Linked DNA regions of Homo sapiens: region 1 is linked to region 2. A link is a contact called in ENCODE Hi-C or POLR2A ChIA-PET data. All regions are on one chromosome and are shown on one strand. Each heading gives the region's core, a stretch centred on a gene start or an enhancer-like site at or near the end of the contact. The rest is flanking DNA. Distances are from core to core; before and after follow the strand shown.

Evidence for each region. A loop is a pair of places that touch in the nucleus more often than their neighbours do. ChIA-PET counts read pairs that join two places held with the same protein, here RNA polymerase II (POLR2A). Pooled maps may share reads with other maps.
Region 1: a map of CD14-positive monocyte shows a loop between it and region 2 (3-fold over the local background). The contact joins the enhancer-like site here to the promoter of TASOR in region 2. A Hi-C loop is called at or near these places in 3 of 168 maps with a recorded cell type or tissue (B cell, CD14-positive monocyte and natural killer cell), 11 of 37 single-sample maps with no recorded cell type and 12 of 50 pooled maps. POLR2A ChIA-PET finds 5 or more read pairs at or near these places in 19 of 52 experiments (B cell, CD4-positive, alpha-beta T cell, CD4-positive, alpha-beta memory T cell and 14 more).

The regions. Positions count from the first base shown.
Region 1 is chr3:56,756,883-56,761,373 of GRCh38, forward strand. The region is part of intron 2 of ARHGEF3 (Rho guanine nucleotide exchange factor 3); the gene reads right to left. Among named protein-coding and RNA genes, the nearest start is that of ARHGEF3, 43 kb to the right of the region's middle. Within about 2 kb of position 1,894, at least 23 of the 41 ENCODE cell types and tissues checked have a DNase peak (open chromatin) inside an H3K27ac peak, as active enhancers do; they include B cell, CD14-positive monocyte, CD4-positive, alpha-beta T cell and 3 more, where a contact is called at or near this core.
Region 2 is chr3:56,681,330-56,686,257 of GRCh38, forward strand. It overlaps TASOR (transcription activation suppressor), which reads right to left and starts at 1,936. Exons shown (of 24, transcript NM_001365635.2): 1 at 1,347-1,936. The coding sequence starts at 1,677. RefSeq lists enhancers at 767-1,711, 919-1,038, 1,459-1,628 and a silencer at 1,769-2,068.

The sequences.
Region 1 (4,491 bases), core at 644-3,143, 76 kb after region 2:
AACTCAAACAGCACCTCCTCTAAGAAGTCTTCACCAACATTCTCCCATCCTCCTCCCCCAGAGCAATTCAGACATACTTCTGATATAGCAATGATCATACTTGATTATAATTATTGGTCACCTGCTCTTAACTAGAAACTTCCTGAGGTCAGGAATTGAATTTGCTTATGACATATGAGCCTTCATCACAAAGGCATTCTAAGGTAGTTCCCAGTTATTTTGAGATTCAACAATAAAATTCCAGAAAGTAAAGAAAAATTTTAAAAGGAACTATTCAACATAAGGGCATTGTTAAATAAGTTGTAAGTGGCTGGGCACAGTGGCTCACGCCTGTAATCCCAGCACTTTGGGAAGCCGAGGTGGGTGGGTCACCTGAGGTCAGCAGTTTGACACCAGCCTGGCCAACATGGTGAAACCCCGTCTCTACTAAAAGTACAAAAATTAGCCGGGGCGTGGTGGCATGTGCCTGTAATCCCAGCTACTCAGGAGGCTGAGGCAGGAGAATCGCTTGAACCCAGGAGGCGGAGATTGCAGTGAGCCAAGATCGTGCCACTGCACTCCAGTCTGGGCGACAAGAGTGAGACTCCGTCTCAGAAAAAAAAAAAAGTTATAATTACCTGCTGGATGGAATATTATCTAGACAATTCAGAGATAATTTAAAATGTAAACACCCCTTCTATGTAGCCTAAAATAAAATCAGGATTAAAAATCTATATGTGAACATTTTATAGTTATGCAAAAAATGCACATGAGCAAAGATATAAAGGGAACATCACAAAATTCTATTGTTGTTTCATGTTGACATTATGAGTGATTTCTGTCCTCCTTTATATATTTTTAGCCTTTTTTTTTTGTTTTGAGATGGAGTCTTGCTCTGTCGCCCAGGCTGGTGTGCAGTGGCGCAGTCTCAGCTCACTGCAAGCTCCGCCTCCCGGGTTCACACCATTCTCCTGCCTCAGCCTCCCAAGTAGCTGGGACTACAGGCACCTGCCACCACGCCCGGCTAATTTTTTGTATTTTTAGAAAAGACGGGGTTTCACTGTGTTAGCCAGGGTGGTCTCCATCTCCTGACCTCGTGATCCGCCCGCCTCGGCCTCCCAAAGTGTCTAAAATGGCCGGGCGTGGTGGCTCACGCCTGTAATCCCAGCACTTTGGGAGGCTGAGGCGGGCGGATCACCTGAGGTCAGGAGTTCAAGACCAGCCTGAACAACATGGTGAAACCCTGTCTTTATTAAAAATACAAAAAAAATTAGCTGGACGTGATGGTAGGTGCCTGTAATCCCAGCTACTTGGGAAGCTGAGGCAGAAGAATTGCTTGAACCCGTGAAGTGGAGATTGTAGTAAGCTGAGATTGCGCCACTGTACTCCAGCCTGGGCGACAGAGCAAGACTCCCTCTAAAGGAAAAAAAAAAAAATAGAAAATGAGGCGGGGCTTGGTGGCTCATGTCTGTAATCCCAGTTCTTCGGGAAGCCAAGGCAGGCGGATGGCTTGAGCTGAGGAGTTCGAGACCACTCTGGGCAACGTAGCAAGACCTCATTTCAGTTCTAAATTAAAAAAATATATATAGATATATATGTAAGAATAAATGAAAAATGTAAAAAGAAACTTCCAAAGAGCTTCAGGGTATTACCACAACCTTCTGGAAGCAGGACGCTCACTCTGCAAGTAGCAACACAAGCCCCTTAGGCTGGCACAAGTAGTGGGGGTGCTCCTGGGCTCACTAATGAGCTCATGATGGCTGGACCAGCCCTATGCAGGTCAAGAAAGTACTTGCACCAAATACACAGTTCACTAATGGTATCTTACAAATCCTTGTGATCTCTTAAAAACAGTCCCTTGTAAACAGTAACCAGGAACTAAATGCACACAGATCGCCAGCACTCGGAATCAATTAGCCACAAGCATTAAAAGGTCAAAACAAGTGCAGTGAGTCATTAAGTAACTTGCTCAACCCAGTTTGCAGTTCTGATGGCAGCTGAGTTAAGAATTAAAGAGCAGAAAGAAAGGAAACACACACAAAAACTTCAAAATGAAAGTTTCCACTTTCACTTGAGAGAATCAACCTCCTATCCTGTTATATTTTCAGTCCTTGGCTAACTTTAAACTCCCCCTACCAGTTTGAAAATAATGTATGCTAACTTTAAATTCTCATACATTACAAAAGTATATAAAATTAAGTACAAATGCCCTCATTTCCCCAAGTCTATCTCCTAGAAGTAACAACTGTTAAGTTTGTTCTAGCTCTTTCCAAACTTTTTCCATGCATTTGTTAACATTCATAGAAAACTGAATTTTTTTTTTTTTTTTTTTTTGAGATGGAGTCTCGCTCTGTCGCCCAGGCTGGAGTGCAGTGGCACGATCTCGGCTCACTGCAAGCTCTGCCTATTGGGTTCACACCATTCTCCTGCCTCAGCCTCCCAAGTAGCTGGGACTACAGGAGCCCGCCACCAGGCCCAGCTAATTTTTTTGTATTTTTAGTAGAGATGGGGTTTCACCATGTTGGTCTCGATCTCCTGACCTCGTGATCCGCCTGCCTTGGCCTCCCGAAGTGCTGGGATTACAGGCGTGAGCCTCCGCGCCTGGCCGAGAATGTTTTCTCTTTCTACTTGACAGTATCTTGAGGTGAAATTTACATAACTCAATTACTTTTTCGTTGTTGTTTTTTTGGAGATGGGTCTTGCTCTGTTGCCCATACTGGAGTGCAGTGGTGCAACCATATCTCACTGTAACCTCAAACTCATGGGCTCAAGTGATGCTTCCACCTCAATCTCTTGAGTAGCTGAGATTATAGATGAGTGCCACCGCTAAGCAAGTGCCTGGCTAACTTTTGTATTTTTGATTTAGTAGACATGGGGTCTTGCTGTGTTGCCCAGGTTGGTCTTGAACTTCTGGTCTCAAGAGATCCTCCCGCCTCAGCCTCCCAAACTGCTGGGATTACAGGCATGAGCCACTGTGCCCAGCCTACAATTAACCATTTTTTAGTGAACAATTCAGTGCTATTTAGTATATTCACAAGGTTGTACAACTACCATCTCTATTTAGTTCCAAAACATTTCCATTACCTCAAATTCACGTATTCTTTTTAATGGCTGCAGAATTAGTATCCCTCCCATAGTCTGGACAGACCTATTGATTTAATCAATCCACAACTGATGGACATTAAAATTGTTTCCAGTGTCTGGCTATTACAAAAAGTGCCTCAGTGAACATGCTTTGTGTATTTGTGCTGATACTTCTAAAAGGCAGGAATTCCTTAAGTGGAATTCCTTGGTCTAAGAAGTATGAACATTTTAATGTTTGAGATGTACCACTAAGTTGACCTCCAAATAGGCTATTCAACTTTATATTCCTCAGATAGGTACATAATAGTACACTTTGCTCACACTCTCATCAACAAGGTATTATTATCAATCTGATAGGTTAAACAACTATACCTTAATTTCAGTTTTGTGTTTTGAAGGTAAGATTGAGCATATTTTAATTAATTTATTTAAAAATTTCCCAGAGAGTTGGAGATTGTCTTCTGCTGCGGCATGGGAAAAAAGAGAGCAGTAAGCTGTACTAGGTGAGCTCTACCACTATGAATTTCTTGCTTTGCGTTTCCCTAGTGATTGCTGGGCTCAGGGTACTATGGGGGATATCACAGAGGGTCTTTTATGCGCTTTGCCTACACGTAGCACTTCTGATATATTCTCTCTGATTCTCACAACCACCCTGCAAGTTGGGGGTTTATTCCCATTCTACTGAGGAGGAAACTGAGGTTGAGGGAGGCTAAGATTCAAAACCAGATCTGGTTCCAACAGAGCCTGAGCTCTTTCTACTTTGGGGACTGCATCTACTGTTTACATGCAAGACATGCATTTTGGGGAAGTTTCAATGAGATGGGATCCAGCTCCTGCCTTCTAGGAATATAAATCTACTTAAGGAAAGAGAGAGAATACATTTGCTCAGTTTTAGGAATAATGGCTGATATCTGACCAATCAAATTTCAAATTTACACCTTTAATTAGGCTGGATTAAAAGAAACATTTTTTCTTACTCCACTCAGAAGGGACTGGATGTTGAAAGAAGAATCCCAAGGGAGGAATAAAGAATGCCAACCATTTGTCCAGGTGAGGTTACTGACACCTGTAAGTCTAGCAATTTGACAGGCTGAGATGGGAGGATTACCTGAGGCCAGGAGTTTGAAACCAGCCTGGGCAATGTAGCAAGACCCTGTCTCTATAAAAAAGAATAATAATAAAAGAATACCAAACCAGTGAGTGGTCAGCAGCCGTCTGGCCCCGGGGAAAAGGGGCAGCAGCTGGTATGGTCTGGGGACAGCACATGGGTGATGGGCAGGTGTTCATAACAGCACTGACCACATACCATGAGCTACCCCTGAACCCATCATCAGTACCACTGGGAAAAACTACATGAGAGAACTAGAGTTGAGGGAGGAACAGGCAACTACTACTAGAAGAAAAAAACTCCAAGAGGATGCCTCTTTA
Region 2 (4,928 bases), core at 686-3,185:
TGAGTTTTGACCTTTAAAAGTATCTTTCTGAACCCTAAAATTACATTAACTCAAAAGATATTTCTAGAAACATTCCTCATGCTAATTTCCAAAGGTTAACTTCATCTTTGTCAACATGGTTTCTCACACCAAGTATTTTCTTGGCTTTGCCATCCAAACAAATGAACTTTATTTGTATTTTTCCAATAAAAGGCTCAAACAATTCCAGTAGTGCAAATGGAACTGGTGATGCTTATGGAAAGTCAGTATAATGCTACAGCCAAGACTCTGTACCAGATGGATGGAAAAGATACGGGAAAAAAACAAATCCTATTTTTTTCCAAAGTAAATAATGAAAACCTAACCATACAGTAGGGCAAAAAGGAAGTTGTCTAAATTCAGAATATCCAAAATTTACTGGATAGTTAAAAAATAATACCCCAATAACAAAAAACGATACTAATTTTGACCTCCATTAGGAATTCTGACTCCATATTAACAATATGGCATTAAGATTTTTTAAAAGTACAAGTAATTAATGTAACTGTTTCCATATGGGTTCCAAAAACTAAGACTGGACTTTTTTTTAACCTGAAGTTCTACCATCTAGAAGACCAAGTTGGTGACTCTTGAGAATAAGGTAACTTCTCATTAGTTTTTTTCCATTGGGAAATTACTGCTCCAAGAACCTACCTTTCCATTCTTTTCAAATATAAGAAAAACAATACTAAGTTCGAATTTAAAGAGAGAAAAACCTATTTAATCTAACGCTTCAAAAACAAGGGGGAAAAATCTACATGGAAATGAAGTGTGATGGAAAACAGCAGTGTGCATGGATCACATCTACTAATAGAGATTTCTAAATAAGGGAGGACGCTGACATCAAGCACATTTCAAGTAGACACACAGAACTGAAGAATTTCCACGGGGAGAAGCACTCATGGTCCTCAGAACATTGGCAATGGCCTTGGAGAAAGCCCCAGAATCCATGGCCACGGGCTATTTCCATAGCGAGACTTCTCAGAAGCATCCTTAGGAGGACACAACGGCTTCTCTGCTTTCAGGGGCTGGGAGGGAGGGGCGCCGAGCACCATCTTTCCTCTCTGGGAGCTGCAGCCTTACGGACAAGCTTCAAACCTGAGCTACTTCCAACTTCCGCGGGGAGGGGCAGCAGGGGAGCGTGGTTCCACCGCTTTCTCTCGCACCAAACGCGGCAGCTGGGCGGCCGTGGCGGTGAGGGGAGAGGCGGCCGGCGCTGCATGCGTGTTTACGTATCTCGGATGGGTGTGGGAAGAGGAGATAGAAAGATTCTAATGAAAAGATGGAGGGGAGAGAGAGAGGGGGTTGAGAAGAAGGGGAGGCACCACCTTTCTTTTCTCTGCTCTTCCTGGGGATCTGAAAACTCCTCCTAACAGGCCTTTCGGGCTCTTCGGGGCCTCTGGGCAGGGCGGCCGCGCCCGCCTCAGAGGAGTCCTGAGGCTGCTCGTGGCTGAGGCTCTGGGCGGCCTCGGCCCCCGCGTTCTCCTCACGCCCAGCGCCGCCGCTGGGCTCAGCGATGTTGAGGCCGCCGCCGCCGCCATTTTGTTGGGAGGACTCAAGCTCCGGAAGCGCCTGCTTCATCTCGTCGTCTCCGCCGCCGCCACTTTCCCAACTCGCATCCGTCGGCTGACAGGCCTCCGTCTCCACAGCAGTCGCCATCGCGCCGGCCTAAGGAGCTCTGGGAAGCTTCTGCCCACAAGGTCGACGGGTGTGGGGGGAAGGGGCGGCGGGCCAGTCTCGCCGCCGAGCTGCTCTCAGCCCACCCACCCCCTTCCCCCCGTGGCCTCAGGCTGCGCTCCCGACCTGGCAGCCTCTTGGGGGGCCCTGTAGCGGGCACCCCAAATGCGCTGCCCGGTCCTCGGAGCCGCTCCTCCCTCGGGCAGTTCTTCTGCCTTCCCCCGCCACTCAACGTGCGCGCGTCGGGGCCGGGAGGGGGCGGGGCCACCGCGGGCCACTCCACCAATGGGAGCGCGGCACCCGCCTGCGCGAGTGCGGAAATACCGCGCCGGGGGGCGGAGTTTCGGGGCGCCCGAGCCCGCCAAAAGGGGCGACCGCAACGCCCCGCGAGGACCTCGACGCCGCAGCCGTGGCCTGCGGAATGCGTGGGCCCCTGGCGATCTTCGGGTTCCCGGGGATTCCCCCGCCGCGCTGCAGGCGAGGGAGACTAGCTTGGCCTCTTCTCCGGAGCGCAGGCGTCGCCCATTTGTGGGCAAAACCCTTCCTCTGCGCACGAGTTATCTCGGCCCAAACGGGCTTCAGAGCAGTGGATGCGGGACGATCTCGGTTTTATGAACTATTTGCATGTGTACAAAAACCTGGAGAGGAGATAAAAGAATGGGCTAGGCGGTAATAGCCTAAAAGCCTCGACAGCCTTTGCGACCTGCTATTCTCACCGGATCTTGTATCTTTATGATAGATTACTCGCACCCGGCCTTCTCTTTTATCTCAGAGAGTGTGACCCAGTGTCACAGCTCCAGCAAGCACTTTCACCTGAGATCCTCTGATGGGACTTAACAACCTAGTGTTAACAGGATTTGGTTCTGGGGAGTTTGAGGGGAGGAGGCTGTTAACTTTTCCCATTTTTTTCCTTTAGTCGCACCCCCCCCCACCACACGCCATGGAGACCGCACCTGGCCTCCATTTGTTCCCTTTCTATGGTTACTTCTGTTAAAAATCTGGCCACTGATAAACCTCTAACTCCACTGTTTCTTCCACTGGAACGTTCATCAACGTTTTCCTATAGTAAATGTATATTAAAGAAAAAATAAACTTGCGGTCACATTAAAAAATACACAGCAGGTCGTCGCTCTCCCATAAAGGGAACAACTTCATAGTTAAGAGCCCTTTACATAGTGGTTTCTACCTTATCAGTATAAACTATCACGGGTTATCGTGAGTACAGCCAATATTTACTGAGTGCTTTCTACGTGCTAGACACGGACTGGACAAGTGATTTACGTGCATTGTCTCCATTTAATCCTCACAGCAACAGACATGAGGTAGATACTAGTTTGCAGAATTTGAAAGAAGCGTTGCAAGACACTGGACAAATTATGGTAACCGAAGATTTGAAACCGGGTCTATTTAACTCTCCGAGTAAGTACTTAAGCACTGCACTGACTGCTTCTCTAAGACCTAATTTTCACAGCAGCTGTGCACTTTTATTCATTTTATGGACGAAGCAACAGAGGGCTGACATTTTGTTGAGGGTCGCCAAGCAGCAGGATCAGGTTTGAGACCCAGATCTCTAGTCTCAAACTGTCTCCCAAGGAGTTTACAGACCAAATTATCATCATAATAAAGCCCCAGGCTTAAAGAGCATTCCTAAGGGCAACACGAAAGTTGGATTCTTTTGTCCTCTAATAAACATTACCACTGTTTAACAGCTGATATTAAAAAAAAATCATGAATTGCCCAACCTATTCGAAACAATTTAGTAAATCATACGAAAGAGAGTGTAAATCCATTATTAGTAAATAGTTTAAAAACACATTTTAGGCCAGGCGCAGTGGCTCACGCCCATAATCCCAGCATTTTGGGAGGCCGAGGCGGGCAGATCACCTGAGGTCAGGGGTTGGAGACCAGTCTGGCCAACATGGTGAAACCCCATCTCTACTAAAAATACAAAAATTAGCCGGGCATGGTAGCACATGCCTGTAATCCCAGCTACTCAGGAGGCTGAGGCTTGAGAATTGCTTGAACCCGGGAGGCAGAGGTTGCACTGACCTGAGATGGCACCATTGCACTCCACCCTGGGCTGAGACTTTGTCTCAAAACACACACACACATTTTAAAATATGTTTAAATGAAAAACTGAGGTCTAGGTTGAGGGAAAAATACATTATTTTAAGAAAAAGTTTTTTAGTTGGGGGAAGGGCTTTACTTGATTTAAAAGAGAGTACAGAAGATCAGAAACTCACATTGCAGTCCCAAATTGGTAACTTTCTTTTTTGTTGATTCATTGAAGGCATCCCTAAAAGCTCATTTTTATCAAATTCAAAAATAAGAATTGTAGCCAGGTGTGGCTCACGTCAAAATCCTACTTCGGGAGGTGGAGGCAAGAGAATCACTTGAGCCCAGGAGTTCAAGCCCAGACTGGGCAATAAGTGAGACCCTGTCTCTATTAAAAACAAACAAACAAAAACAACTAATTGCATGCTAATGCCACCACTTATCCACTCAAGAAAAGGCAACTCTACTTGTAAGCTCGTAGGCTATGCATAAAGCAATCACAGGTTGTTAGTAAAGAGTACCTAAAACTAAGGCTAGACAGAACCATTAGCCCTCCACAGAGGTTGAATCTTAAATTTTGTGAAGATAAAAATTGCTTCCCATTCCAAATCAACATTTATTAAAAAAAAAAAAAACTTTAATGAAATGTAGCTGGGTGTGGTGGCTGACACCTATAATCCAGCACTTTGGGAGCCAAGGCTGGAGGATCACTTGAGCCTAGGAGTTCAAGACCAGCCTTCACCATATGGTGAGACTCTGTCTCTATTTAAAAAAAATAAATAAATAATCCTAGCACTTTGGGAGGCCGAGGCAGGTGGACTTGAGGTCAGGGGTTCGAGAATAGCCTGGCCAACATGGTGAAACCCTGTCTCTACTAAAAATACAAAAATCAGCTGGGCATGGGCCAGGCGTGGTGGCTCACACCTGTAATCCCAGCATTTTGGGAGGCCGAGGCAGTTGGATCACGAGGTCAGGAGATCAAGACCATTCTGGCTAACACGGTGAAACCCTGTCTCTACTAAAAATACAAAAAATTAGCTGGGCGTGGTGGCGGGCGCTTGTAGTCCCAGCTACTCAGGAGGCTGAGGCAGGAGAATAGCGTGAACCCGGGAAGCGGAGCTTGCAGTGAGCTGAGATCATACCACTGCACTCCAGCCTGGGCAACAGCTCCGTCTCAA